Regions from separate parts of the Homo sapiens genome. Here regions 1, 2, 3, 4, 5 and 6 are each linked to region 7. Evidence: chromatin loops called from intact Hi-C (ENCODE). Cell type or tissue: GM12878. All regions are shown on one strand. Links, peaks and the distances in the headings refer to the core of each region. The heading gives the core; the rest is flanking DNA.

The links. A loop is a pair of places that touch in the nucleus more often than their neighbours do. Peaks named below come from ENCODE experiments on the same cell type or tissue, not always from the same donor. Only the 100,000 strongest peaks of a DNase experiment are listed, where the experiment ranks them.
Region 1: a loop joins it to region 7, with 2.9 times the contacts of the local background. A loop is called at or near these places in 6 of 110 quality-filtered maps.
Region 2: a loop joins it to region 7, with 10 times the contacts of the local background. A loop is called at or near these places in 16 of 110 quality-filtered maps.
Region 3: a loop joins it to region 7, with 6 times the contacts of the local background. A loop is called at or near these places in 9 of 110 quality-filtered maps.
Region 4: a loop joins it to region 7, with 4 times the contacts of the local background. A loop is called at or near these places in 2 of 110 quality-filtered maps.
Region 5: it touches region 7 in a loop (4-fold over the local background); 2 of 110 quality-filtered maps call a loop at or near these places.
Region 6: it touches region 7 in a loop (9-fold over the local background); 8 of 110 quality-filtered maps call a loop at or near these places.

What each region holds. Positions count from the first base shown.
Region 1 is chr5:108,675,366-108,679,810 of GRCh38, reverse strand. No RefSeq gene overlaps it. Among named protein-coding and RNA genes, the nearest start is that of LINC01023, 51 kb to the left of the region's middle. In GM12878, for the core only: no CTCF peak of the experiment used is centred there; no DNase peak of the experiment used is centred there.
Region 2 is chr5:109,476,858-109,481,302 of GRCh38, reverse strand. The region is part of intron 4 of LOC105379117 (a long non-coding RNA gene); the gene reads right to left. Among named protein-coding and RNA genes, the nearest start is that of PJA2, 69 kb to the right of the region's middle. In GM12878, for the core only: a CTCF peak has its summit at 1,853 (motif pointing right); no DNase peak of the experiment used is centred there.
Region 3 is chr5:108,640,568-108,645,012 of GRCh38, reverse strand. No RefSeq gene overlaps it. Among named protein-coding and RNA genes, the nearest start is that of LINC01023, 85 kb to the left of the region's middle. RefSeq lists an enhancer at 2,391-2,685. In GM12878, for the core only: a CTCF peak has its summit at 2,532 (motif pointing left); a DNase peak (open chromatin) is centred at 2,532.
Region 4 is chr5:108,910,231-108,914,675 of GRCh38, reverse strand. All of the region lies in intron 10 of FER (FER tyrosine kinase), which reads right to left. Among named protein-coding and RNA genes, the nearest start is that of FER, 160 kb to the right of the region's middle. In GM12878, for the core only: no CTCF peak of the experiment used is centred there; no DNase peak of the experiment used is centred there.
Region 5 is chr5:108,725,412-108,729,856 of GRCh38, reverse strand. It overlaps LINC01023 (long intergenic non-protein coding RNA 1023), which reads left to right and starts at 1,596. Exons shown (of 1, transcript NR_046368.1): 1 at 1,596-2,032. RefSeq lists enhancers at 1,633-1,932, 1,772-2,353. In GM12878, for the core only: no CTCF peak of the experiment used is centred there; DNase peaks (open chromatin) are centred at 1,306 and 2,077; H3K4me3 peaks cover 2,762 bases; H3K27ac peaks cover 2,205 bases.
Region 6 is chr5:108,258,747-108,263,191 of GRCh38, reverse strand. All of the region lies in intron 4 of FBXL17 (F-box and leucine rich repeat protein 17), which reads left to right. Among named protein-coding and RNA genes, the nearest start is that of FBXL17, 120 kb to the left of the region's middle. In GM12878, for the core only: a CTCF peak has its summit at 2,436 (motif pointing left); a DNase peak (open chromatin) is centred at 2,411.
Region 7 is chr5:108,519,559-108,524,003 of GRCh38, reverse strand. No RefSeq gene overlaps it. Among named protein-coding and RNA genes, the nearest start is that of FBXL17, 140 kb to the right of the region's middle. In GM12878, for the core only: a CTCF peak has its summit at 1,971 (motif pointing left); DNase peaks (open chromatin) are centred at 400, 1,923 and 2,483; H3K27ac peaks cover 1,583 bases.

The sequences.
Region 1 (4,445 bases), core at 254-4,253, 160 kb before region 7:
GGAGTTCTTCCTCTTCTCTAGTGTTATGTAAGGGTCCCAAGCAGCTTGTGCTATCCAAAAACCTTGGGGAGGAGAGCCTGGTATGAGCTCATCATAGTTGCACTGAGATCCTCATTATTTGTACTTATTACATGGCACTCTGCTGATTGTGGCACCTGCCCCTCTGCACCGAAGTCAGCCACTGGGTCCTCTGAGGAGGCTCTAAAGACTGAGGCATTCTGTGCTCAGCAAACAGGCATTCTTGCACCAGTCCCATCAGACATCCTTCTGAGTTTCTGTGTAGGGGAGGGCACAAGTGTCAACTACAAGAACCTACCACCCCTTTACTTCTTCTAGGCTCTGGAAAGCGTCCATACTTAGAACTGGGTTCTCTCCTCTCTTTCAATCAACAGAGCCCTCCCTATCCACACAATCCTGCGGTTAGAGAGAGGGAGGGAGAGAGAGAGAGAGACAGAGAGACAGAGACACAGAAAGATAGAGACACAGAGAGAGGGACAGAAACTTTCGAAAACAAAGACTTAACCTTCTGAGCAAAGACAGCTTCAGACCTCCAGGATACCTGCCCTTTTGAGAAAAGAAAGATGAAAGCCCCTATTACGGAGAGCTGTTCTGTTCAAGTTATCTATTGCTATGCCATGAAAGGTAGCTGGGCCTGGGGTCATCTTGAAGGCCCTTCCACCATTTATAGCTGGTAGTTGTACTGGGGAGACTCCAGCAGCTAGGGCTGGAACAGTTGAGTTCCTTGGGTATCTCTCCCTCTATGTTGCCCCCCAACATGGTCTCAAGGAAACCTCAGGGCAGCTGGACTTCTTACTGAGTGGCCAAAGGCTCCCAGAGTGAGTAGAGTGAGTATCCCAGGGGCACCAGCCAAGGCTGCCTGGTCTTTTCTAGCCTAGCCAATAAGGGACTCAGTGTCACTTCCAGTGTACTCTATTCATTGAGGCAGTCACGAAGATCCACTCAGTTTCAAGAGGAGGGGCCATGGACTTTACCTCTTGGTGGGAGAAGTGTGAAAGAATTTGTGGACGTGTTTTAAAACCACCACAAGAGCATATAAGAAAGAAGGAGGAGGAGGAGGAGGAGGAAGTGAAGGAGGAAGAGGAGGATGAGGAAGTGAAGGAGGAAGAGGGAGAGGAGGAGGAGGAGGAGAAGAAATTACTTGTTTTTCAGTTAGATTCTTTTTCTCCTCTATGTCCACCCATGACCACCAGGCTGCTGAGAACTATCTCCCTTGCTTGGAAATCCTCTGTAAAGCTCTCCTGCTCTCACTTTTGGTCCCACTGTCCCAAATCCTGATCATCACTCTCTGCCATGCCCCTTTAGACTAAAGGCAGGTTGGGTTCTGTTTCTGATCACTCTCTGCAGTTCTGTGTACCGGCACCTATGGGCAAGTGATACTATTTCAGTCCTGGCCAGACCATGGGGGAAACCAGGTCCCAGCCGGGGGCAAGAAACAGCTCCAGTTTTCTGGGAGGAAGACTGGGAGGTGTTAGAGGCACTGAGGTTTGAAAAAGAGAGCTGTGCATATGCAAATGGCATTCTTTAATTCAGCAGTTCACTGGGCTTTCTGCTCTGTGGCCAAGAGTTGGAGAAATGTCTCTGTGCTTCACGTCTTTCCTCTTGGAATCCCATGGTTTCCCTCACAGGACACAGAGTACAGACTGATTCTGTTGGTGCTGACGGTAGTTCCATATGGATTCCCTGTGAGCCTCCATTCTCACTTATAAAATGGACAGCCTTGCAGTATTAGGCATCTAAAACTCTTACTGTGATATGGGTCTCGCCCACATCAATTCTGTAGCAGTGCTTTTTCTTTAGCAAGATGTATCCTAAGCTCTGACCTACCCACTTACCAAAGAAATGGAATCATAAACCCACCGTATATTGGATTTTACTTATAATAAGTGAGGATCTTACCACATTAACACTGATTCAGAATCAACTTGCAGAACAGATTCTTTCTGACACTTCTAGTGAACTGGTTTTTTTTTTGTTTTAACAATTCACAAAATTTTGGCAGATTTTATTCATTTTGGATTTTAAAAATATTATTTTAACAAAATTCCTCCTCAAATAAGTGCTTATTCTTTACACACAATTCAGTGAACTACTTCTTTCAGCCTCAATAGGAAAAAAATCATGAAAGCAGTTCCATTTCTTCTTCTGCATATAATGAATCTTTTCACATTTCTTGTAGTTAATGTCTTAAAAAATAAAAATGAATGACAGCCTGAAACATGCTTCTCATATTCATCTGTGATGTTGTGTGGTTAATAGTCCAGCCTCACATTTGCATGGGACCAGCTGTCAAAGATGGCACTGCAGGGAATCCACTATAATTTTAAAACATGTTGCAAAGTCACATATGTCCATAAATCTACATTCACTAGAATGCTTATGGGGACATATTATCATCAGATTTGAAAATAATCCTTTATTGCTTTCATTTTGAACTTCACCCTTTACTTGACTCAAATTATCTTTATCAGGTAATGAATGAGGGGCTTCATCATGAGTGAAGAAGTTTCCAGGAGCAATCTCATTTGCAAAACTTCTTAAAATTCTTGTCAGAGTCCATTTTGGACATAGGGCAATTTTCTCTGTTCCTTGTAAGAAAAATCTCTTTGACCTAGCTAATATCTCTGATATGTTACAGTTAACATGTGAGGAGAACAACAGTCAGAACCATAAATCCATTTAATAAGTGCAGATTAAGAAATTTGAAATCCACATATTGCCAACCATAAAAATATAGTGTCCTCATCACACACATTGTAAAGATGGGCATACCCTACAAAGCTGTCTCTATCTGCTTAATAAAAACCATCTTTTACTTATATATAAAACATAGCCCTGAAGTTTGTTAAAAGGGAAGAAATGGAATTCAAGTCAAATACTTTCTTATTAGTTCCTAAAAAGTCAATGCAGTTACTATTAATTTATTTAATGATTTAAGATTAGGACAATATAAGTCATAGCCTTTAATCTTGCATATTCCTAAGAATAAGTATAAAATCTTAAATAAGTATTCATTCTCAAAAGAAAGTATAAAATAATATTTAGATGTGATTTAAGCCATCCTGCAGCACACCCACCCCCATTCCAAACCTTGGAAGAGTTTCCCAATATACAAAAAATGAGGTGACTAAAATTTTCAGACCTCTCTCCAAAATCATCCCACCAAATTAAATAGGTATGTATGTGGGGCAACATAATATTTCATATTTCTCCACAAATATATCCAATACTAAAATGAAAGCTAAATCCCAGCAAGGCATATAATTATCTATATCAGACACAGCGAAGTATAACATCCCATTAAAATAAAGAGATCTTTTTATTCTGAAGTTAGTTATGGCTCCTTATGTTAAACTTTCATCATATATCTGTGGAAGTAAATATATGAATACATATATAATCATAAATAATTTCTTCACATGCAAAGATCATTTATCTTAAAAAGTGAAAATAAGTTTCTTTTGTAGTTGAAAAAAAAGCTAAGTTAAGGGAACTTGAGCATGTTCCTTAAACCTCTCTGAGCCTCCATCACCTCATCTGCAAAGTGGGCAGAAAAATACTTTCATGTGGGAGAATTAGACAGGATGCAGGAGTAAGTGGTCAGTTTATTATTTCTTTAACTGGGATAGATGGGTCTTTTTCTCCAGTCCTGACCTTGATTAATCTCTGTGTAGAATAAGTTAACAGCACCCTCTTCTCATTCGCTATCTTTCCATCCCAGATCCCCCTCAGAGCCTGCCATTCCCCTACCCTGCACCTCAGTACTTGTCCAGTTCTGCCAAGGGGCCCCTAAGGGATGTTAGAGAAAACTCCATGTCTGGAATTGCAGATGTGTGGTTCCAGCATCAGAGGAGCCCCACCTCAGCCTTACAGATGGCTCAGCATGCTACTGAGTTCACTCACCATCAGGGGCAATTTCACTCACACCCCTCTAGATTTCTTCTATCCTCACTCTCCATCTCTTTCTCAGCAGATCTTGCCTCTTGTGACACTAGGAAAATGGAGACCTGGCCGGGCGCGGTAGCTCACGACTGTAATCCCAGCACTTTGGGAGGCCAAGGCGGGTGGATCACGAGGTCAGGAGTTCGAGACCAGCCTGGCCACCCCCTCTCTACTAAAAATACAAAAATTAGCTGGGCGTGGTGGTAGGCGCCTGTAATCCCAGCTACTCGTGAGGCTGAGGCAGAGAATTGCTTGAACCCAGGAGACGGAGGTTGCAGTGAGCCGAGATCGCATCACTGCACTCCAGCCTGGGTGACAGAGCGAGACTCTGTCTCAAAAAAAAAAAGAAAAAAAAAAAAGAAAAGAAAAATGGAAACCTAAAGGCAGGTGTTCAACTTCTCACCTCCTCCCTGGCTCCCATCCTAGCTCTGTTCTTCATTTCTTTGATTTTATCTGTTCTCTAATCAGTGTTTGATCTTTTCTTC
Region 2 (4,445 bases), core at 165-4,164, 960 kb before region 7:
GTTTCTCTAATATTATTTGATTTTAAAATATCTTTTAAAATTACAAATGCAGTATGTTTATGACAAAAAATTTAGAAACCTAGATAAGCAAAAAAAGAAATTACTCATTACCTCATGTATATTAGTCTGCTCAGGAGGCCATAGCAAAATAACGTAGACCAAGTGGCTTGAGCGGCAGACATTTACTTTCTTCAGTTCTAGAGGCTAGTAGTCCCAGATCAAGGCACCAGTCAATTTGCTTGATGAGGGCTTTCCTCCTGGCTTATGGGTGGCCACCTTCTTGCTGTGTTCTTACACGGGGCAGAGTAGGGAGAGGGTGGGGTGAGTGTGTACCCAGAAGCTCTCTGAAGCATTCTTAGAAGCATTATTTCCATCCTGAAGGTCCCACCCATATGACCTGTTTTAACCTTAATTACCTCCCAAAGACCCTGTTATATTGGTGGTTCAGGCTTCAACATATGAATCTGGGGAGGAAACAACATTCAGCCTATATCATGTTCAGGATAGAACCCCTGTTGAGTGTCGTCATTCTGTATTTTGCATAAGGAAGGAAACAAATATTGTAAAAAATGAAAATATACTGATTTGAAACTCTGCTTTTCATCTAACACTATTCTGAGAATATCTTTCCACTTAATTGAGTAATTACATAATTAAATATGTAAAAAGTATTTTAAATGTCTTCCACAATTTTTCTGTAACATTAGGGTTAATAACAACATAATAACTGTTAATAACAATGTATGGTTAATAACTACACTCTTAGTTTCCCAATTCACCTCTTGGTGGACATTTACATTTTCCTAATGTGTAATATTTTACCAATAGTTCTATGAAGTGCTATGAAGAACAATCTTGTGACTATTTCTTTGTTGTATCCCTATAATCATTCTGAGTAGTGGATTTCTGGGGCAAAGACTATGCATATTTTAAGACTTTCAATAGCATTGCCAAATGTCCCTTGATAAAGTTTATTCCAAATGTATTCCCAAGTAGCAAAATAAGAATGCCTGTTTTTTATGTATTCACCCTTAACTTATGTTAACATAGGGTAGTGTCATTTAAAAAACTTTTACCAGAGATATTACACTGTCACTTTAATTTAGTATTTAAATGTTCTATAGAAATTTTAATCAACCTTTACACTTAGAGGTTCCATCTATCATCAGAAAAGTCTTCCCCACCAAAAAATTAAATAAGCTTTCATATATATTTCACTCTAAACTTTTAAAGCCTGGTTGTATAGATTTACATTTTTAATTCATCTTGAGTGTATTTTAAACTTTATACTTTTTTCAAGTGATTAGCAAGTTGTCCCTATTTGTTTTGAAATTGAGTTGAATTATGCATAAGATTTTGTTATTTCCCACACAAAAAAGAATTCTAATTAGTAAGATATAAAAATAGGCCTTATGTTAAAGGATCCTTAAATATAAAGTAGTCCTCATGGTATAGACTCTTAGGATCATTTTATTATAAAGATTACGTAGATTGACTCCGGCCAGCTGTTGGTAATTTTATTTTTTCAAAAACATGGTGTGAACATGAACTATGACAACTCCCTGAATAACAATCTTAAAAATTAAATCTTCACATACATGATTTGGCTTCAAAATAAAAGATTGTAGATAAGTTTCTCCATAAGCATAACTTCATTCTAATCTTGAAATCAGCAAAATTAAAGACTACAAGCATAATTAATTTTGATATGACAAATTAATTCTTGCTGTTTCTTGGCATTTTCAACAAGGATATTGATTGTTATCATAATTTTTTTAACACAAATAGTTATCCAATAAAATCTGGAAATGCATTTTACTATTTATTTAGAACTTCAAACTGCCACTAGATGGTGTCATTAAGTCTTTGCCAAACTAGGTCCAATATAATGTAAAGTAAAAGATCTGAACTTTTTACTCAGCACTTCTATGTAGTTAATGATTAAGTCATCTCTAGACAACCATGACTTTAGCTGAATTAAAAAGAATGTCAAATTTTTATTAAAAATGTGTGCTAGTAGGCAATTGCAAGTGGCCTTAATCTTTCTTCTTAAGATGAGTATATAAAAATTAATATTACTATATATACTCACAATAACCAATTGAAAAATAATATACAAGATGACCCCATTCATAATAGCTACAAAATGTAGCCAAAATGTGGAATAATTCTAACAAAATATTGCAATGCTCCTTTATACAGAAAATTATCAAGCATTATTAAAGAGCATTTTGAAAGTCCTAAAAAAATAAAGGGATATACAATGTTCATGGATGGAAAGATTAAACAGTCTCTCCAAATTATCAGAAAGAAACTGACTGAAATGGTGTCTAATACAATTGTATAAATTAACAAATTGATACTCAATTCATACATAATAACACAAGACTCTACATAGTCTGTTCAACTTGAAGAAAAAAATGGGAGTAACTTGTCTTACTTGACCAATGAAACAGTATATAAATCCAAAGAAAAAAATCTATGGTGGCATCCCAAAAATCAGAGAAAAAATATAATTGGTTATTCATATGGGAAAAAAATTAAATATAAATAAAATTATTTACTATACATAAACCAAAAATAAATTCCAAGACAACCAAGAACTTGGATATTTTAAACCATAGCTTTAAAACTGTAAGAAGAAAATGTAGAAATTTATTGTTTTGTCTCAGGATAAGGAAGAATTTATTAAATAAGACACCAAAAGCACAAAATAAAAAGTGATAAATTTTTCCATGTTAAAACTCCTGTGTATCAAAAGATACCACAAATAAGGAAAAAAAAGACAAACAGTGGACTATAAAGAAATTATTGGAAACTTAAGTATCAAATTAATGGTAGTTGTTATTTCCAGGGAAAGAAAACATAAAAAACTTTGTTTCATTTATTTTACAAAATAAATTGTGAAATAAATAGGCAAAATGTGCAATATGTTGAGATCTGATAAAGTTGCATAACAAGTATGCATTTTTATATATTTAAAAATCTTAAATAAGATTTTACTCCAATATTCAAGTTTTATTTTTAAAGAAATAAAAATGTATTCTGACATAGCAGTTCAGCCAGCTGTCCCTAATAGCCTTACAGTGGGTTTTTTTCTTTTACAGTCACTTTTACAATGCTATCTTATCTTTATATTTAGGGAGAAATTCTTGTCAAAAATAATAAAGTGAGTCCTTTTGGGTTTTTAAAAATGATTTCTTCTAACACCTTCTCACAGGGACTAGAATTTTCATTTTGGCTTTTCCATTTGAGAAACAGTGATACCTCTGGAGGCATGCAGACTATTAAAATCGTGTGTCCAATGTCCTATTAAATCATTGCAAGTTTTTTAAAAGTATAGTTACTATTATCTGTTTGGTTATCAGAGCCACTTATTTTGCAGCTACCCTGGGCCAGTCACAAAAAATAAATTATAATTCTACCCTTTGCACAGCAAAGCTGCAGCTCTGCTGGCCAGATTTTTTTGTATCATAGTTCTTTCTCTTTCATACACACTACCTGCTATTTTTATATAACAAATTTAGGGCTCCAATATGCAAATAATTATACTACATTATATACTAAGTATAATAGAAAAAAATCTTAGCCATAGCTCTCCAGGAACTTGAATCAAGCAATAAGAACTACTTTTCTCAAATGGTTATCAGTCTTCACCAAATAATGAAATAGAGATATTTTGCCTTTAGCTTCCCAAAAATGTTACTCCAGTTACCTGAAGTCATGGGAGAAAGTTTTAGGAATTCACTTTTATTTATGAGGAAAAAAAAACTGACATTTTTATTCCTTCATACTAACCTCACCCTAAGTCAACTATCCTCTGTGTCATTGTTCCTCAAAAACCATGAAATTTATATGTGTTTTAGTAAATCAAGGGAAAATTTTAAAACATAAAGGCTAACTCTATCTCCTATCTTAGAAATTTGTGAGAAAAAGAGGCAAATGTAAGAATCACTGAGGGAAAAGATGCTTGTATGAAAGAAAATTTTCTTTTCCTTTTAAAAATTGCTTTGAGGAATTATTCACTTGCTTGAGAAGTATATTGATTTCAGTTGTTCAACTGTGGCTGAGGTTTAGGAGAACATGAGATAGATCCTTTCCTGGTTTCTGGTGTACATGATATGTTAAGTTACCATTAATGACGAGTCAAATTTGCCATTTAGACATACTCTAAAGAGTTGCCTGTGGAATTATTTATATACAATCTTTTTCTGATTATCGTAGAAAATTTGGAAAACACAGTTTAATGTTTTCACTTAGCACTGCATTGTGAACAGAACATTTTAAATAGAAGTCAATGTTTAAAAGTATTCAGATTTGAAAATTGAACCAAATGGAAAAAAAATTAAGTAAAATAATATGTGCTCCAGTCATGTTTTACTGGAATGGCTAGATATAAGGTAATTAGTCTAAGAAATTATCTACTCAATTCTGTCTTGAAAGTA
Region 3 (4,445 bases), core at 252-4,251, 120 kb before region 7:
CTGCATTATTTAATCTGCTAGCTATTGTTTATCCCCTCTCTTAAGAAGCCAGGGCTGGCAGACTCAGCTTCTATTACAATGGCTGTAAAGTGTCTGTGGCATCTGTGACAAGGATCATCCTGGCAGGGCAGGGGTCTGCTGCTCTGTGCTCTTCTGCTGCAGGCTGGCAACTTGGGGTAGTGGGCACAGATGCTCCCCAAGCTCTCCCTTCTACCTCCCAACTGCTCCTGCCAAGCCTTAGATCACCTTTACAGAACAGAGGGTAACTCAATGACAGCATCTCACACAAGCTAATCTTTCCTCTGAGGCAGCTGACAAAAGCTGCTGAGAACAGGAGAGTGATTCTGGGTTCCCTCTCTGAAGGTCTTTGCTGATTTCAAGGTCAGGTAGGTAATGCACATGGTATCTTAATTACAGCAGATGCCACATTGTCTGGAATGAAATAGAAAACAGGGATGAAGATAATTCACATGCCTCATCTGGTCCTGATACTTTCCCTACATTATCACATTTTATCCCTCTCACATCTTATGAGAAAAGAAACATTATTTTCCCTCTCCTTATAGGTGAAAAAAATGAAAGCATAGGGATATAAAAGAACCTGCAGGCAGGCATTCTGATAAGCAGTGATTAGTAAGTGCAGAACTTGGGGGGCTAAGCCAGGCCTGCCTAACTTCAGAGCCCAGGGCTTTTCCCTCCACTGATTCTTGCCTTGGAGTTTTCCAGGCCCACTTGGGACCCCAGAATTCTGTGCCTCCCCTACCTGTACTTACATTACTACATTACTTCCAAGTCCTTGCCTGAATGGCAGAACCCAAGGGCTCACCCATAAAGTTACTTCTCTGTCTCTCCCACAGACTGCAGGTCAGTTGGGAGATTTTCATTCTTATCACGCACATCAATTTTTGTCAGTGGTAGGATTAATTTAGCCCATTAAGTACTTTCCCATTAGGCCTGTGGCTCAACTGAGGTGTCAAAATTTGATGTCTTATATTTTATGAATTACACTGATATTCTACTTCTTTGATTCCTTTTCATAGTCTGTGTTATGACCATCTGGACACCTCCTTCTTTTGGAGTTTTGGGATAGCAACAAAGCAAGTACAGAATACTGAACAGATCAATATAGTTAAGCGCATTACCATAATCCACAGACATTAAAACGTCAATACCTCATTCCCCTGACAAAGCTTATATCAACAGAAGGCCCCATGGCACAAGAGATAGATTCATTAGGCTTTCACCTCTGGGAATGGGTTTCAACAAGCTTAGGTCACTTACAAAGATGAGTTTCATGGTCTTAACTTTGCCAAACTTCGTTTATTAGTATTTGGGCTCCAATTATAATCCAATCAAGCCAATAACTTTTCCTTACGAAAGGGACATTCTCCACATGCATCCCATCAAATGCATAATGTCAACATGAGAATTTATTTGAGCTGTGTGTGACCAGTCTCCTGTTCTACTAAAAATACTTGCAAACATTTAGACTGAGAAGCTTTGCATATAACCACATCAGTATGTTAATCCAAGACATGACGAATCATCATTATTTTATTTTTTTTAGAAACAGGGTCTTGTTCTGTTGCTCAGACTGGAGTCCAGTGGCACAATCTTAGCTCACTGCAGCCTCAAACTCCCGGGCTCAAGCAATCCTCTTGGTTCAGCCTACCAAATAGCTGGGACTACAGGCACAAGACACCATACCTGGCTAATTTTTAATAATTTTTTTAGAGATGGAGTCTCACTACGTTGCCTTGATCTTGAATTCCTGGCCTCGAGCCATCCTCCTGCCTCAGCCTCCCAAAGCACTGAGATTACAGCCACCACACCTGGCCTCTTGAAGAATTTTAAAACTCAGTGAGTATTTCTTGGGCACCTACTGTGTGCCTGGCACTGTTCAGGACACTGGAGACATAGTGGTGTGCACAAAAGACTAGGAGTTTATATTGTAGCTGAGGAGACAGATAAGGAAACATGTACATGAAGTCATCTCACGTAACTAACTATAGATGCTGGGAAGAAAACAGACATGATAATGTGATGTGGGGACACACGAGGTAGGGTGGTGAGAGAAGTTTCTGAGGAGTTGGATCCACTGTGTAAAGAAAGTGGCCATGCAGGAAGTTAAGGGAAAGGTGCCCTAGATATAAAGAATAGCAAGTGTGATTGCCTTGAGGTGAGAATGAGTTTGTTTATATAAGGAATAGAAATCAGGCCATGGGGGCCTTAAAGTCAGAGAGGTTGGCAGGAACCAGATCATGCAGAGCCTTCCTGGCTGTGGTAAGAGACTTGGGGAGTCACTGGAGGGTTTAAATGAGAGAAGTGACATTACTATTATTGTTATTTTATTTTATTTTAAATTTTACTACTTACCATTATCATTAATTATGACTCATTTTTTAAAAGTAAAAATTGTTCATGCTATGGCAGGGATTCTCAACAGGGGGTGATTTTTGCCTCCTGGGGACATTTGTCCATGCCTGGAGACAGCTTCAGTTGTCACACTGGGGAGTGCTACTGACATCTAGTGGGCAAAGGCCAAAGATGCTGCTAAACAGCCTACCATGTCTGGACTACCCCCTACAACAAAGAAATAGGCAGCCTAAACTGTCCGTCGTGACGTGCTTGAGAAACCCTGAGCTATGGCAGGGAGAATGGAGAACTGGAGAAGGGGAAAGAGTGGAAGCAGGAGGCTGGAGCAGAAACTCAGAAGAAATGTTGGTTATTTGGACTGGAACGGTAGCAGCAGGGCTGGAGAGAGTGACTCAGGATACATTTTGGAGATAAAGCTGATAGGACCTGTCAGTCAGTTAGCTGTGGAAAGTAAAGGAAAAGGAGTCAAGGGTTACTCTCATATTTTCAGTCGGAGCAACTGGGTAGACAGTAAGGTCATTTACCAAGATGGGGCACAATATGCGAGGAATAGGTTGAGAGGGGAAGATCAAGAATATTGTTTTGGACACATTAAATATGAACTCTGTTAAACTTCCCTGTGGAGATATCAAATAAGGGCTGAATATATGGTTCTGAAACTAAGGGTAAGGGCCAGTTATCAGCAGGTAGATTAGGGGACAAAGTGAGGAAGAAGATCCAGTGGTGGGGACCAGGAGAGGGAGGTTAGGAAACCAGGAAACTACAGTGCCCTGGAAGCCATGGGGGAAAGGATTTGAAGAATGGTGCTGTTATCTGTGTTGAATGTTTCTGAGGAGCCAGTGAGGTAAGAGCAAAAAATAACCCCAGAATTTGGGTGTCCTGGCTGGCTTTCGTCAAGGCAGTCATGACACAGACTATCACAGCTTTGTTGGAGTGGACAGGATTGAGTTCTGATTGAAGTGGGCTTCAGAGAGCAAGGGGGTGTAGGAAATGTAATCAAAGAATATTACTTCTTTCAGTAAATATTGATGAAAAGAGAATCAGAGAAATAAGGCAGTAACAGAATTCCAATTATAGAACAACACAAAAAGTGTTATTTTAAAAAACAGGGTTCTTTTTTTGTAAGTCCCAATTTGTGACATTTACTTATGAAATTAACCAATAGAATTTAAATGAATATTTTCGTGGTGTTGCAGGTGTTGGTAAATAACACATGCATTTCATTCAAATTAGAACTCTGTTTTATAAATGAAATTCCAATAAAATTTTCTAGAACCACTGAAAAACCACTAAAACTTTAGAATGGTAATTTTTGGAAGAATGCATTTGGAAAACCACTATACAAAATTAGCTTTAACAGCAAAATTTCATACATCAATCAGTCAGTAGGGTAATAAACTTATACTCACAATAGGCCTTTCTCTTGGCCCTGAAATTATAGCAAGATTTCAATCCTGTTTTTTTTTTTTAATCCTGTTTTGTTTGTTTGTTTGTTTGTTTGTTTGTTTGTTTTGGAGATGGAGTTTCACTCTTGTTGCCCAGGCTGGAGTGCAATCTTGGCTCACTGCAACCTCTGCCTCCCAGATTCAAGCAATTCTCTTGCCTCAGCCTCCTGAGTAGCTGGGATTACAGGCATGTGCCATCACACCCGGCTAATTTTTGTGTTTTTAGTAGAGACGGGGTTTCTCCATGTTGGTCAGTCTGGTCTGGAACCCTTGACCTCAGGTGATCCGCCCACCTTGGCCTCCCAAAGTGCTGGGATTACAGGCATGAGCCACTGCGCCCAGCCAAGATTTTAATCCTGTTGCTGTCACTTCTTAGCTGTTTGACCTTGAGCAAGTTACTTAACCTCTTGACATGAAAGATTCTCCATTTATAAACCAGTCAAGGTGAGTGTGAAGACTAAATGAAATAATATATGCAAACATGTGTCCGGCATGGGGTCCACATTCTCCTTCTTTCTGGCACCTCCACTTTAGCACTCTCTGACCAAAGTTAGCCTTGCAATGACTCTGTGGAACATGACATACAGCAAAGTTGATCATCATGGGAGGCTCTGGCTCTGGTTT
Region 4 (4,445 bases), core at 111-4,110, 390 kb before region 7:
CTTGTGCTATCTACTTCCATGCTGATTTCACCGCTCCTGCATTCCTCAAGCCCCTGAATTGAGGTACATATTAATGTCTGATGATGCTTAACATGCTACTTCTCCAAGAGGCATTCAGAATTTAATAAGGATCTTTAAGACAAAAATCCTTTGCCCAAAAGTCATTATTTTTCAACCACAAGAGATCTGAAGAATACAACACTTTGTTATCAAAAATAATAGCGAACTATAGTTTCTCAGTAAAAGAGAAAGAATAAGAGGTACATAGTCCATAGAAGAAACGTAATAATAATGGTTAGAGAGTCGGTAACAGAGAAAAGTAAGTATGGCATATATGGTTTAAAAAGCTCCTCCTTCTCCCAGATAATTCTGAAAAGATAGCCATAGAAAGCTCAACACACAATCTAACACATACACACACACACACACACACACACACACACAGAGAGACAAGTTAAGCATGCTTTCATTTTGGTCCTATGCTAAGTTAGAACAATTTTTTTCTAAATTTTTTCATTGAAGTACAAGATGAATATAGCAAAGTTTACAAATCAAAAGTGTGCAGGTTATAAATTTTTGCAGATTGAAAAAGTCCCTGTAACCAGAACACAGATCAAGAAACAAGTCACTGTCTATACTCTAGAAGTGTCTTGTGTGGCCCCTTTCAGTCACTACACCCACCCTACCAAGGGGAACCACTATTCTAAAATCGAATGTCATTGATTACTTTTACATTTTTTTGAGCTCCATATAAATGGAATCACAGAATATGTAATGTCTGGTGTCTTTTCACTTAGCATTATTTTTGTAAGATTCAGCCATACTGCTGCATGTAGTTGTAATCTGTTCATTTTCATTACTGCGGAGTATCCCATTGGGTAAGTATCCCACAATTTATGTATTCTACTGTTGACTGACATCTGGACAGTTTCTAGCTGGGGTCATTATAAATTGTGCTCCTGTGAATATTCTTGTACATGCCTTTTTGAGAGCATATGTATGTATTTCTATTGAGTATATATCCAGGAGCAGATATACTGAGTCACAGGGTGTACACATTTCCTTCTTTAGTAGACACTGCCCAATAGGCTTTCCAAAGTAGTGGTTGTGGCTAAGATATTTTAGAGGACATAGTTCATTCTGGCCCTGCTTAAATAACACAGTATGCCAAATTTCTACTTTGCCTATCTATAAATGATAGCTATGTTAGTCAAGACTATCACTCTGCATCCTTTCCTTTCTGTCAGAATTATGAGTTTATTACTTTATCACACAGATACTAGACTAATTTACCCCTATACATTAGCTTAGTGTTTTGTTTTTGTTTGGTATTTATATACAAGGAATATGTAGAGTGAGTCACACATTTAACTAAAAACTGCAACCTAAATGCTGATGGTTTCATTTTGCAATATCAAGCATGTTCAAAGAAAAATTTATCGAGTACCTACTCTTTGCCAGGTACTGTGTTAAGCAGTAAAAGTTTATATAGAAAATAATTATAAGAGATGCAGTAGGTATAATAATAGCATAAATGAAACCATTTGTGGATATTTACATTCTCAATACTCTCATCTACCTCTCAGACACTCCCTTTCATTTACTGAGGTATTTGTATTTGGCAAGTAGCTTAAGATTATTTTCTTTCCAGCTCAACCCCCAACAATATCATAAATGATTCTTATACCCAAGGCCTCAAAGTTCCTTGGATGGCTTCATCTCCAAGAGTACTCATCTAGGCTCAACTTCAGTAACTCATTCTACCATTTTTAACTTGGAACTTACCAGTCAGAATTTCTTCACTTGTAAGATTTCAGACCACACTTGATAGCTACTTACTCCAACTACACTTGTTCATAACTGAATTGATACAACCAGCCCAGGTAATACCCCCCAAATTTTTTTCCCAGGCCTTCAATCCTTATATCTTCCTTTCTTGTTTTGCTCTTCTTTCATAGCGTCATGTCTGTGATTACAACCAGTATCCATTCAGATTAGTAAGAGTTCATAGGGCCACGCACAGTGGCTCACACCTGTAGTCAATCTCAGCACTTTAGAAGGTCGAGGCAGGTGGATCACCTGAGGTCAGAGTTCGAAACCAGCCTGGCCAACATGGCAAAACCCAGTCTCTACTAAAAATACAAAAATTAGCCAGGCTTGGTGGTGGGCACCTGTAATCCCAGCTACTTGAGAGGCTGAGGCATGAGAATCTCTTGAACCTGGGAGACAGAGGTTGCAGTGAGCCAAGATTGTGCCACTGCACTCCAGCCTGGGTGACAAGAGCGAGACTCTGTCTCAAGAAAAAACAAAAAAAGTCCATGGTAGGAGCCAGACAAGGTAAACCCTTTAGGCAGGTCACTTAAAGAAATTTGTTGTTTAATCCTAAGCAAAAACAACAAATCTGGAGGCATCATATTACCTGACTTTAAATTATACTACAAGGCTAAAGTAACTTGTATTAGTCCGTTTTCACACTGCTAATAAAGACATACCTGAGACTGGGTAATTTATGAAGAAAAAGAGGCTTTACTCACAGTTCCAAGTGGCTGAGGAGGCCTCACAATTATGGTGGAAGGCAGAAGGCGAAAGGCACTTCTTACATGGCAGCAGACGAGAGAATGAGAGCCAAGCAAAAGAGGAAACCCCTTATAAAACCATCAGATCCTGTAACAATTATTCACTATCACAAGAACAGTATGGGGAAAACTGCCCTCGTGATTCAATTATCTCCAACCAGGTACCTGCCACAACACGTGGGAATTGTGGGAGCTACAATTCAAGATGAGATTTGGGTGGGGACACAGCCAAACCATATCATAACTAAAACTGCATGATACTTGTACAAATATAGACACAGATCAATGAAACAGAACAGAGAACCCAGAAATAAAGCCATCTACCTACAACCAACTGACCTTTGACAAAGTTCACAAAAATAAACAGTGAGGAAAGGCTACCCTATCCAATAAATGGTGCTCTGAAAATTGGCTAGCAATATGCAAAAGAATAAAACTAGACCCCTATCTCTCACCATATACAAAAATTAACTCGAGATGGATTAAAGACTCAAACGTAAACCTGAAACTATAAAAATTCCAGAAGAAAACCTAAGAAACACTCTTCCAGACATTGGCCTACACGAAGAATTTATGACAACAACCCCAAAAGCAAATGCAACAAAAACAAACATAGATAAATGAGACTTAAACTAGAAAGTTTTTATACATCAAAATAAATAATCAACAGAACAAACACACAATCTACAGTATAGGAGAAAATATTTGCAAGTTATGACTCTAACAAAGTACTAATATCCAGAATCTATAGGGAACTGAAACAACACAAGAAAAAAATGAACAACTCCATTAAAAAGTGGGCAAACGACATGAACACACATTTCTCAAAAGAAGACATACACATGACCAAGAAATATATGAAAAAAACCTCAACATCACTAATCATCAGAGAAATGCAAATTAAAACCACAATGAGATATCATTTTACGTCAGTCAGAATGGCTATGTTGAAAAAGTCAAAAAACAACAGATGCTAGTGCGGATGTGGTGAAAAGAAAATGTTATGCACTGTTGGTGGGAATGTAAATTAGTTAAACTTCTATGGAAAACAACATGGAGAATTTTTCAAAGAACTAAAAATAGAACTACTACTATTTGACCCAGTAATCCCACTACTGGGTATTATATCAAAAAGACACCTACACTCATATGTTTATTGTAATACTCTTCACAATAGCAAAGTCATGGAATCAACCTAAATATCCACCAATAGTTGATTGGATAAAGGAAATGTGGTATATATACCCTATGGAATACTATGCAGCCATAAAAAATAATGAAATAATGTCCTTTGCAGCAACTAGATGGAGCTGGAGGCCATGATCCATCATCCTAAGTGAAAAAACTCAGAAATAGAAAATCAAATACCGTATGTTCTCACTTATAAGCAGGGGCTAAATAATGGGTATATTGGACATAAAGCTGAAAATAATAGACACTGGGGACTCCTAAAGGGCGAAGTGGGAGAAGCGGAGGGGGTTGAAAATTACCTATGTGGTACAATGTTCACTATTTGGGTGATGGGTATACTAGAAGCCCAAACCCCACCATTATACAATATATTCATGTAACAAACCTGCACATATACCTACTGAATCTAAAATGGAATTAAATTTTTAAACAAACCTTTTTTTTAAAAAAAGTAAAAGCCTTCCAAAGAATAGGGAAATTATGCTAAGTGTGGTCAAGAAATTTGGTGTTTCACCTGAAAGTCATAAAAAGCCACTGTACCCATTCTTGTTGAGACCACTATAACCAGACTGGCTGATGTGAAATTTTAAAAGATAACTTTGGCTAGAGTAGAGAGCAGGTTCGAAGGAAGCCACTGTAGATGATGATAGACAAGTTTAACAGTTCATTAATTTCTAA
Region 5 (4,445 bases), core at 117-4,116, 210 kb before region 7:
CAAGCATATTGTGTTAAAATTCCCAAATGATACCTTCAGAGTTTGCTACAAAGTCCTTATGATAGCTTTTAGAAAACTTAGTTGTTCTTAGGGGAACAATCATTGCTTTCCATTTCGTTACTGAATAGAAAATCTAGAAGAACAATATCAACTTTCAAATGAAATTATATGCCTGGAAGGGGAGTATAGATACAAAAAAAGGAGAGCACCTCATTATCACTCTTTCAAGCTGCTGGAGTGAAACTTGAGTCATTGCAAATTCCAACATCAAAAACTCTCTTGGATATACTAAAGAACATCATTATGCACATAGCGATAAAATGAGGACGTTATTAGAGGGAGCCACTACGAATAAAAGATTGCGAAATCAGATTTCTAAAATGAATAATACAATAAGCTCGTTAATAAGTATTGCGAAATAGCTCTAAAATTTCCAGCTGAAAGTGAATTCCTTGGGGTTTTTCACCAGCCAGGGGCATCAACTTTTTTTTTTTTCTTCTTAAATTACCCATACCTCTTTGCTGGCCCATGCGAGAATTTTCTATCTATAACTGTCTAAACACAAAGCAACATTTGATTTCGGTATTCATATTTATCAGAGTACTCTTCAAAATAAGTGAAATTAGGCTTCTTTTTAAGCTGGGGAACCTGCAAACGGCTTTTGAATGAAGAATAAGCATATGAAGAAGTCATGCTTCACCATTTTGCTGTAATCTTCTAAACTGCCTTCATGACGTAGAAACTTCTAATTGCAGAACATTTAAGAATTATTGCATGTCACCTCAATAAACCTAATCATTGAAGTTTCTTTTTTAGCTGATAGTAGTACATTTGGAAATACACATACCCGTCAGTTCATTTTCTCTGGCCATTTCCGTTTACCTCATACAGGCGTTTCAAGTGCGATCTGTCGCAGTCACATTCAGAGATTTTGGCCCTAAGAACTGCTCATGTTTAATGTTTGTAGTTCCAACGGTTTAACTTTTTTTCTCTCTCTCTTTTTTTTTTGGTGTGTAATTATAAATGTCTGAATTAATTAGTTGAGTAGGCTACAGGGTAGATAATAGAGCTAGTGTTAGATCCTTTTTAAAGGTTTTTAGGTCTCTATGAAGGGGGGGCGGGGAAAGGCAGGCGGGGAGTCCCCACACCCCACACTCTGCCCAAAGGTTAGGAAATTGCGGTCAGGGGTTCCTTGCCTTGGCTTCCACCACCTGAAGGCGTCTACAGCAATAATTAGAATCGAAACCAAGGAAACAAGAAATAGCTGAAAATAAAACACGAACTAAGAAATGGTAGTTTATTTTCTTTTTGCCATGCAGCAAAGGAGGGTCGAATGTAAAGCTGATACAGTTGCTGGCTGAGCTTTTCCCGCGGCAGCCAGTGCGTGCTTCCTCCACTTCTTCGAGACTTCTCCGTGCTCCTGCCCCACCTCCCAGGCTGAAGATTCATGCAGGCCCTGCGCTTAGCCCAGACTCTGGCCAGGCCCGGCCCAGCCCGAAGGTGGGCGGCTCCCGGCGCAGGGCGGCCCAGCCCCAACCACTGAGAGGAGGACCCTCCGGCGTCCTAGAGTGGCCGCAGGCCGCGGCGTCGGGTTGGAAAACCAGGAGAGCATGGAGCTTTTTCGCTGGTCCGGCGCGGTCTCTTGCGTTCCTGTGGCGGGCACCTGACTCCCCATGCCCGAGTACTGTCCTCAGGCGGAACGGCGTCTGCAGCGAGGAGCGGGGTTCCAGCAGGCTCGGCTGACGCGGTCCCTGGCATTTCCCGTGCTGGCCCTGGGTCGCCCTCGATGCTGCTTCCCGCTGGGAGCCTCCTTCTGACGGCGGAAAGGAGCTTCACCTGGGGCGGCCGGCGGGGAACGGAGAAGAATCCACCGGGGAAGTGGACGGGGCTGGCTCCCGGGCCTGGCGCTGCGGCTCTCGGGCCGTCAGACCTCCCGCGGGTTGCGTCACTTTCCTCGGTTTTCTAGACAGCAGTTGTGGGGTTGAATCCTTGCCGTGGTTTTGTAAGAATTAAATGAGATAATGAACGCGAACACCAATCATTGCTCTTTGTTGGGTGCTTCCTGTGGGCCTGGCAATATTAACAACACGAGCTCATTCATGCATTCATTTGCTACTCAGTGACTTTCCTGTCAATACTGCAAGGTGCTGGAGATGAGCCCCCACTCTTTGGTCAGTAAAACTGCCAAGATCACCGACCTTGTGAAGACATTTGAGGATGAGAGGTTGGTTGGAGCCTGGACGTGGAGACAGACTCTAAATAGTTAACTACAAGACACATGTAATTACAACTTTGAGAGCTTATAGCGGGAGGCCCTTTTGGGAAGGGGGTGGAGATGGAGAAGAGGAAGAAAGAAAGGGCTTCCCTGAGGAAGTAATATTGCAGCTGTGACCTGACAGATGAGGCCGAACCAGCTAGACTCGTGTTTCAGGCCTCGGGAATAGCATAAGGACTCCAGCTGGCTCCTTCCGGGTTGAGTCCTTATGCTGAAATTGGTATTTGGCACACACCAGTAGTAGAACGCCACTCAATGCCTTATTCTCTTCCCCTTCTCTCAGCTCTGTCCCCTCCACATAGTAGGACAATGAAACTGGTAACTATTTTTGGTCCGAATAGTCCTTCCATTATTATCTGTTATAGTCCACCATGCAGGTTCTTCCTAACTCCTTTTGATCAAAATAGATATTTTTGAAAATGTGAAGAAAGCAGTATCGTATCTTGTATGGTTTCTCATTGCCTTCTAAGTCAGATATAAACAACGAACTTGCTTGAAATGTTCTCTATCAGACCAAGGACCCATATTTAATTCCAACTTACACTCTGCTACACCCTTTCGCTAAATTCTTTAGTTGATGTTAACTGCATTTGGAACCCTGTATTCAGCGTTGAATTGCACATTCTGAAGCAATTGTGTTCTTACTCAGCACGCTCATTTCTGTATCCCAAGTATCTCCCTGCCTCCAGAACATGTTTACTCTTTAACCACTTCCTGATAATACAGTAGGCTACCATTACTCTAAATAGTTGCAGTTATTGAATATAGGCACATTTTTAAATTATAAGAATCCTATCCCAATCCAAGGTACAATTTGCTGATCGCATACTGATTCATTTTCCTCCCACTCTGGGTCCTTTCATCTGCTGTTCTCCCAGTCCAGATGCCAGCCAGGCATTTGAGAACCATCTGATGGTAACAGGATGGAGGCTGACTCAACTTCACTCCACCACCTGCCTTCCTGCCTTCAGGGAGATTTTGTACATAGCTTATCCTTTAAGTTCTTCTGCTTGTTACTGCTCACAGCACTGTGATTCTACTTTAGGCACCTTCTGTACATTCATATTCATTACTTTTTTTCTCCTCTTTCCTGTTTATGGTTAGAAAGGTGCTTCACCAATCTATTTTAGAACCAAAGAAGAGATCAAATTATAATAACATGAGCATAGTATTATGCTATAGGATACTAGTAAGAAACTCAGTTCCTCCTCTTTGTTCCCATAATATTTTGTGAATATGTCTATGATAGTATTTAATACATTGCATTATGACTTGTTGTTTGTGTCATTCTCCACTTATTAATTAGACTTCTTTGAGGATAGAGATTGAGTTTTTAAATTTGTTTCTTCATTTGTTCTTTTACTTAGCTCAATGCCTGGCAAAAAAACAAATCATTGTTAAATCAGTTTTTAGGTGAAATAGGGATAAGTGGGAGGCTAACTTATCCAGTCTTTGAAAATGCCTAGCGATCCCCTTCAGAATCCTCACACATCATCATCAATCTTCTTACCCTGTAAATAAATATACTTTTCTCACACATTAAAGATATTTGTAAAATAAATTTATTCAGTTTTTTTTTCTATTGCAGTGATATGTGTGTGTATATATGTATATAGTTGTATTTAAACTAAACAGGAGAAAAGGAGCAAGCCTGTGAAGTATTATTTCCGCATTTACCAGCAAGACAATTATCTCAGAAGATTAAAATGTGAGAGATACAACTAGTGTTCAAACCCTGCTCTTTCTGATGCCACAGTCAATGTTCTTTCTTTGGTAGAAACCAAACTGTATTTTTCTTATTGTTCAAGTAATGTAATTAACTATGGAAAAATAAGAAATTACAGATTAACAAAATAAAGCAAAAGTAAGTAAAATTCATCCATGATTTCATCATTCTGAGCTAATAATTGTTAACATTTTTGTGAATACATATACATACACACACATTACATATGCACAGTTGTTTGGGGTTTTTTACAAAAAGGGAATCACACTAATTTTAATCTTTTATAATCTACTTTTTTGCTTAACAATATGTGATAACTCCTTGATTCATTTATTCATTTATTCTAAGGTTTTTCATCCTGGGCACTGTTTACATATCGGGCCAGGTACTTCCTTGTTATGGAGGGTGATAAAAATTCTTTGCTTGACCAAACTTTATTCAGGC
Region 6 (4,445 bases), core at 312-4,311, 260 kb after region 7:
ATTAAGTGTAGTGTTCATGCAGGTATTCTTTGCTAAGATTACTTGGGGCCTGAAATCAGATGGGGAGTTGGTGTAGCAAGATTCTCAATTAATTGGTTATATATGGTTCACGAGTTTTGGGTAGTGAGTAATGAGAACTGAGATGGTGAGGAAAATTAAAAACTGAAAATTTATTTGAATTAATTTTGTCACTGAGTTCCACTAGCAGGTTTTCAGCTAAGTTCAGATTGAACAGTATCCTTGTATAACCTTTACCAACTTAAGGAAGTTCCCTTCACTGTATAATTTAACACTTTTAAAAATTATAAATAGGTAGTAATGGTTATCACATGCTTTCCCTCTATTAATTGAGCTAGTCATAGATACTGCTGAACTAAGTTTACATTCCAGAACACTTCATGACAATTGTATTTTAATAAAGTATTGGATTTATTTAGCTCTTTTTTTTGATGGTGGTTTTTGTTGTTGTTGCTTGTTTTTTCCCATCTAATTCCTAAGTGAAGTGGGCCCATATTTTCTTCTCGTATATTGTCTCATTTTGGAATCAAGATTCCAGTAGCCTCCTATAATGAGCTGTATAGTTTTACACTCTTCCTATTTGCTATAACAGCTTGCATTAGGAAGTCATTAATGTTTCTTAAATCCCACTTGTAAAAAATCACGTAGACCATTGGCTTTTTGAGAGGGATGCTTTGAGTACCTTCCAAATTATTTCATAATTTTTGGCATATTCAAGGTCTCTATTTCTTTTGACAATTTTGATGTATATATTTTCTGGGACTTTCTTCCATTTTATGTAGATTTCCAAATTATTAGCCTATACTTACAACACTTTAAAAATATATATTTATCTTTGGGAGGCCAAGGTGGGTGGATCATGAGGTCAGGAGATCGAGACCATCCTGGCTAACATGGTGAAACCCCGCCTCTACTAAAAATACAAAAAAATTAGCTGGGCGTGGTGGTGGGCACCTGTAGTCCTAGCTATTTGGGAGGCCGAGGCAGGAGAATGGCGTGAACCCGGGAGGCGGAGCTTGCAGTGAGCCAAGACCGTGCCACTGCACTCCAGCCTGGGCGACAGAGCGAGACTCTGTCTCAAAAAAAATAAATAAATAAATAAATAAATAAATAAATAAAATATGTATCACTTTGTATTCTCCCTTTTCATTCTGTATTTTGCTGCTTTGTCCCATCCCCCCCATCTCCCCATCTCATCCCTAAGTTTGGTGAATCTTGAGAAAGGTTTATAAATATTTATTAATATGTTTGGTCTTCAGGAAAGTAACGTTTTAAAAATCTTCCCTATTACATTTTTGTTTGGAATTTTGTTGATTTATTCACTTTATTATTTCTGTGCTGCTTGTTCTTCTTAATATTGTTTAGCATTTTAGTTCTCAGTTGTGGGTGCTCTTTGTTTTTTTCTTTTTTTTAAGCTTGTGTTTAGTTTATGTTAGTTTTTAAGACAATAACAGGTAAAATGTTGGGTAACCCTTCTATCCTGTATATTTGCATCATCTTCCTGATTTTGTTTTTTATTTGAATACTTTCTCTAGAATGTGTTTAGTTTGGGTCTTTATGGGCAAACCTTCTGTGGCCTTGTATGCCTAAAGCATTTCTATTGTGTACTCATCTTTGTGTGACAGTGTGGCTTGATGTAAAATTCTAGAGTCAAAATTGTTTTCTTCAATACTTAAAAAATATATTATATTCTTTTACTCATTTTCCAAAGTTTATCTTCTTTCTTTCTGGAAGATTTAGAAATTTTATCTTTTTGTTCTAAAATTTAACCATACCCATAATATGCCATGGTATGGGTTTATTTGTCCTATTAATTTTTCCATTCTGAGATCTTTGATCTTTCTTTTTTAGTTCTGTAACATTTATTTTAATTATCCTTTCAAGCTTTTTTTGGTCTGTCAACCTCCCTCTTCTCACCATTTTTTTCTGAGCCTCCTGTTATCTGGATGTTCACATAACTGCTTCTGTTCCTTGCCTTTTCTTTCATGTTGTTTTATATTATTATTTTCTATTGTCTTTTAGGAAGGACCACAGTTTGATTTTCTAAATCAACAATTTATCCTATAACTGTATTTATCCTACTGTTTATCTCTATTGTATTTTAATATTTTTTTTTACTAATACTTAACATTATTTTTAATGATTTCTTATTCATACTTCACATTGCTATCTTTCCTTAGTGCCTTAGCTATATCATGTTTATTTTGAATTATTGGCATGTATTTCAATAATTCTGCTTCAGCACATACAACCTCTACACAAGACAATCAGGGGATCGCAGATTTTTCAGTTATGTAAAATGCGAGACTGTGTGATACCGATATTGGTGAAATGACTATAGCAAACTTGTGCAAAAGTCCTGGGAGTTGGGCACAGAGCGGAATCTTTCTTGGTCCTGGCTGTAGTTTGGTGCCATCTAGTGGCCATTGCCTCCTCTGCTCCTCTGGCTTAAAGTTCCACAGGCACAATACAGTTTCCTTTTGTGAGCTCCAAGACAGTGGCAGCAATTCCAAGAATCTCTTGATTAGTTGTCTCTCATTTTGTGGGCCTGATTGGAATGATCGGTCTGGGAGAAATGTAGGGGTATAGGAACCCGTTCTCTTCTTCCCTCCTTGTAATACGATGTTGCCTGGCATGGTTTTGCCGTTTCCTCCCTTTCCTATGCCTACTGAAAGGGGAAGCCCATTATGTTACATGTTTAGATAGTTGTATTTCTTTAATAGGTAGATGTTTTTATTAGTTGATTTTTAGATCAATTCTTATTTCCTGGATATAGCTACCCTGTGTGGTAATGTGAATTGGGAAGGGCGGATGACCAGCCTCTGGTCATTGTTATTTGGCAGAGAACTATAGGAACCACCCAATCTCCCAATCACTCTGATCACCCCTTGCCTCTTCACTACCTATGGTTTTCACCTTCACTTCACAAGAGTCCTTAAGCTGCCCCATATTACTAATTGTTAATGCTGACATTAACAACTAGTCCTCTCCTGTCCAATGCCCATGCCGTGGTGAAGATGTATGCTTTACCTATCTTTATAAGAGAGGCAAGAGTAGCATGGAAAAGTTTTCCAACAACCGGTTTCCTCCCAAATTAGGCTGCAGCATCCTGACTTCAACGTACATAGGTTTTTTTTTTGTTTTTTTTTTTTAAGTTTCTTATAACTATTTCTCTCACTAAGCTAGTTTCTCCAGTATTGATTTTTGTAGAGGAAGCCAGTAGTGGACAGAGTTTACCATCCTGATAGGAACAATAAAATATATTACCTTATAGATAACTGCACATTTCAACTTAGCCTAGGTTTTAAAAACCGTTAGTGCCAAGTAGGTAAATTTAAAAATAATAATCTATTGCTTGCTTTCACGTATTTAAATTTTTATTTTGACAGCTATTGAAAAAAATTCCTTTTAGATACCCTCTCTATCCTTATGTGATTCTTTTGCCTTGGGACTTCCTTTTGCTTTTCGTTTTGCTTTATGTGTCTTACATCTCATATTGTCACATCTTTGACACTGAGAAAATGTCTTGGACTTCTTTAGAAGTTCTCGAATTTTTTTCAAGCAACATTTTTACAAAGCCCTTTCACAAAGCCCCATTAGTCATATTCATTTCTAACTGAGGCTGTGTGGGTGAAACTAAAAGGCTAAGAGAGGTTAAGTGTGTTAGACCTGATAGTACAGCCAGCAGCTGGCAGGTCAGGAATGTAAACAACTTTACTTCCAGGGCTCTCTGTCTGCCTCACTACAGCTACATTGAGGATACATTATGTTTTTAAAACATTGGAATCCTCTGAATGCTTTGAAATCAATTCTCAATTTCAGTTTTCATAATAAAATGAGCTTCATAGTTTTAGCTTTTTAGAACTTTTAAGTCAAAGATTTCCACAAAACCATCATATCCCATATCGATAGACATTTTTTATGGATTGTGGTATATATATTTTTAACCAACATAGTTTCTTTGTACCTGATTTCCTCTTATATCAGATCTCTTCAATTCCTGATTCTCATAGCTTGAAAAACAGTATTGTTTGTGCTGTCTTTTCTTCAATTCTAATTGTGCTTTGAAAATAGCTGATAGTCGCCGAAGACTTATTGTTCAAGGGAGAAAAAACCTGCCACTTTTAACGCACAGACACTTGTTATTTAAATGGAAATTGTATAATTGCTTTCACTATGATCTATAGACTGCCTTGGAAATATGAGGGCCCTGGATAAAGCATATTACAGCTTTTATTATGTCTAGCTTTATCTATTATGTTTATTATGTTTAGTTTTTCTATTGGTTTCTCAGATCTAATTTGGAATTTCTTTTAAATTCTCTGTGTGTTATCACTTCAGCAATATATCCTGGGTATACTCTTCTGTTGACTAGCTTTCCACCAGCTAGATTGTAAGATCCTAGAGTGTTTTAGCAAAAAAAAAAA
Region 7 (4,445 bases), core at 239-4,238:
CCAAAAAAACTAGGTCAGTGAAGGTATGCAATATCATTTCTCGGCTTCAATTCAGTGCAAGAAACTACCTCAGGCCAAAGCTTCCCAATCTAAAGGACATTGAAGACTAGTGAAATACTCAAAATCTCTTATTCAGATAGTTCTACATTCTATATTCCGTAGAAAAGTACTACATTTTTATACTTCAAGATACAAATTGTGATTTCTGGTTCAAATAGCAAATTTAGAACTAATGCTTATCTCTTCTCTCTCCCTAGACCTCAGTGAAATGATAGTAAAGAATTAAACCCATATCATATCAGTGGAGGAGAGATTCTGAGACATTTCTAGAAAATGAAAAAGAAAGAAAGTCTGTTGACAGATTGAATAAAGCAAAGACAAGACAACTCTGAGCTGTGCATGTGAAATCAGAATGCTGATATTCTGCAGAAGCTTGGGGAAGCAGGTACTATGAGAAAGTCAGATGGAAAGGGGAACCAAAAAGAGTGAGGGGGTGATGGACCTTGTGCCTCTGAATAGCTCCTCTCCCAGGTTCTTCTCTCTAGGATACCAAGAATTTCATTCCCAGGCAAAAAATCAGGGGGCTCTTCTCTTAGGAATTTAGTCAACTGTCAGAGGAGAATTAGAGTTATTAGAGTACATGTGTGCAGCCACTACCATTCTGACATTTGGAGGCCACTCCTGCGTTATGGCCAGCTCCCTGTCTGCCCCCACTCCCCATGGATGTAGAGCTCCTGGTCAGCCATCCTGATGATGCTAAAGAACCAATGAGAAAAACAGCAAAGGCACTCCAGGCCAGCTCTTTGGAAATCAACACTGTCAGACAAAATCACAGACAGATTAGGAAACCATCACCATTGAGGGGAAAAAAAGGTATTATACAGATGAAACAAAAATCCTATGAAAACGGAAGAATCAGAAGTGGTCCTTGAGAAAAACAGAACGGATCCAAGACAACAAATAGCAAAAGTAAGGGGAATAGATGTTCTGACATTATTAAAAAAAAAAAAAAAAAAGAACAAAAGTAGGCCAGGCGCAGTGGCTCACACCTGTAATCCCAGCACTTTGGGAGGCTGAGGCGGGCAGATCATGAGGTCATGAGTTTGAGACCACCCTGGCCAACATGGTGAAACCCCGTCTCTACTAAAAATAAAAAAATTAGCTGGGCATGGTGGTGGGCGCCTGTAATCCCAGGTACTTGAGAGGCTGAGGTAGGAGATTGTTTGAACCTGAGAGGCAGAGGTTGCAGTGAGCCGAGATCACGTCATTGCACTCCAGCCTGGGCGACAGGGCGAGACTCTGTCTCAAAAAAACAAAAACAAACAATAACAACAACAACAAAACGAAAGTAAATTATTCTTCTATCAAGAAGAATAAATTAGAACTTCAGGGGGAAAAAACTTTGTAATAAAGCAAATTGAACTATGGCAAGATTTGGATGGAAAATATGAAGATAATTCAGGTAGACATATTCATTATAGGAATATTAGTCTTTGAGTGACCCAGGACATGGGTTCTAATTGTTCCATTATTGAAGAGGTTTTGTCTTATAGTCTTCAGGTCAATAGGCTCTATAGTTTGATCATTACTAGACTGTTCTGACTGGCTTGGAACCAAGCACTTTGCCTAGGTACTACAGTGTTCAGGAACTCCCAACTGCATGTATATGCAAAGTGGTGGAGACTGATGTGTGCCTTATACCTATACACCCCCACAATAATGAGTGTGTCACATCACTCTTCAGGTGGCCTCCACCACTCCCAGACTTTACTAGTTTCAGAGAATGTTGTCTTGAGCAGTCCAGAGAAGTAGGGAAACGAATTGCTGTGCCCCATAAAGGATTCTGCGCAATGGAATTTGACCTTTGGCTTTTCCATTCCCAGTTTTCTGTGCCATATAGCCCTATCTTCAAGTATAATTACAAGAGAGGTAGGGCCACATGCCTTTAAGTCTTTATAAATGGTGACCTCTCCTGGCTACTAACGGTATGGCACATATACATAAAGCCTCTCTTCTGGAAAAGGAGTATCTTAACCCCATACAAAATGTCTTAAGGATCTAGAGGACAAGTGGACAAATCAACAGAAGTATTTATTGATTTTACTCTAGTGTTGGTACATCACGCAAAGCTATTAAAAATACTTTTAAGAATTCTGAAAGATTCCTGCTGCATGATTTCTTGGAATAAACTATTATTATGACATAAACTATTATTATGAAAACCATTCATCTGTGCTTCATAAATGACAGGGAAAAAAGTCCACACTACTTATATCAAGCAAGATCTGACAATTAGGACTTTGTTAGACCAAAAGAATGAAAATGTAGTTTATAGGCTCTGGAGCTGGCAGTTCAGGCTTCGAACTTGATTCTGCCATTTACTGTCTGAGTGACCTTGGACATGTTACTATACCTGTCTGAGTTTCAATTCCGTAAAATGAGATCACATACACTACTGTGGGAAACCAAAATAGGCCACCCCAAAATACACTTCTTTGGCATATTTCGAGATGGCTGTTCAGAGGGACTGCAGACACAGGAATAGATCTGAAAGCTGTCCTTTTGTGAGGGAGATTTGCATCTGTAGAGGAAATCTGCACTCATGAAGTAAACAGCAGATGCAAACATCCTTTCTCTGAGGCTCCCTTATCTGCCTTATCTGGTTTTAGAAAAGAAAACGCACAGGAAAAAGACTGTAAAGGTCTGGCACTTTAAAAGTTCAGATACAGAAACTTTTACTCCAGCCAGCCTGAGGGCTGCTCCCCAAGGAAATGCATCCGTATAACAGATAACCTTGGTATTTCCTCCCCTCATCTCCCCATAACCCCTGTAACCTGCGGCCACTTCACCCAGGAGCTCCAAGGCTCTATTTCTCTCTGTACAGTGTAAAAACTTCAGTCATGTGACCCTTCGTTGAGTCTCATATTTTGTGTGGCTCCCATGCACATGTGCACATTAATAAATTTGTATGCCCTGTCTCCTGTTAATCTGTCTATTGTCAGTTGTTTTATAGACAGAAATTATCAAACCTTCAGAAGCAGAGGGAGAAAATTTCCTTTTGCCTCTACACTATTTACTGCATAGATTGTGTGGGTTAAATGAAATAACATCGTTACGTAAAAAAACTTAACATAGTCCCAGGCACTTTTTTTTTTTTTTTTTTTTTTTGGAGATAGGGTCTTGCTCTGTCACTCAGGCTAGAGTACAGTGGGGTGATCATGGCTCACTGCAGCCTTAAACTCCTGGGCTCAAATGATTCTCCCATCTCAGCCTCCCAATTAGCTGGGGCCACCAGCATGAGCAGCCATGCCCGCTAATTTTTTTATTTTGTAGAGATGGGGTCTCCCTGTGTTGCCCCGGCTGGTCTCAAACTCCTGGGCTCAAGCAATCCTCCCGCCTCGGCCTTTCAAAGTGCTGGGATTACAGATGTGAGCCATCACACCTGACCTGACCATTCACTTCTATCAGAAAATAAAATTGGATACCGTATCCCCAAAATATTTATATTTCTTTAAAATTATATCCATGTAGCCCAATTTGTTACACACAATCCAAAAAATTAAAACAGAACTGTTTAAAGGATACAATACAGAATAAATATAAATAAAAGTTTTATTACTTTCTTTCTACATCCCAATGAGTTATCTTATGCAAATCCTTGCATACATGTACCCTACTATGGAGACTACTACAATAAAGGCACAAAATGAGAGGCATTTCCCAAAAGATCTAGGTTTGAATCCAAGCCCATAATTCTCCTCTGTAATCTCCTACTCTCCCTCTCTAAACTTACCTTTCACTGCTACAAAAGGTAAATCCCATAGCATAAGGAGCTTTCTTTCTGCAATCCTGGTAAGCCACACTCACTGCAATTGAAGGCTCAGCTCCTTGGCTCAGGAGCCCTCCAGGAGGCCCCTTAGTGACCTCCCCAACACATGGGGTCCCATGTTAGTCTTGTCCTGCCTATAGCCAGGCCCACGTGAGTATATGCTATCTTGGACTCTGTGATGGTTAACATTGAGTGTCGACTTGATTGGATGGAAGGATGCAAAGTATTGTTCCTAGGTGTGTCTGTGAGGGTGTTGCCAAAAGAGATTAACATTTGAGTCAGTGGACTGGCAAAGGCAGACCTACTCTCAGTCTGGGTGGGCACCATCTAATCAGCTGCCAGTGTGTCTAGAATAAAGCAGGCAGAAGAAGTTGGAAAGAGCAGAGTTGCCGAGTCTTCTGGCCTTCATCTTTCTCCCATGCTGGATGCTTCCTGCCCTCAAACATTGGACTCCAAGTTCTTCAGCTTTTGGACTCTTGGATTTACACCAGGGTTTTCCAGGGGCTGTCGGACCTTCAGCCACAAACTGAAGGCTACACAGTCAGCTTCCCTACTTTTGAGGTTTTTGGACTCAAACTGGCTTCCTTGCTCCTCAGCTTGCAGAAGACCTACTGTG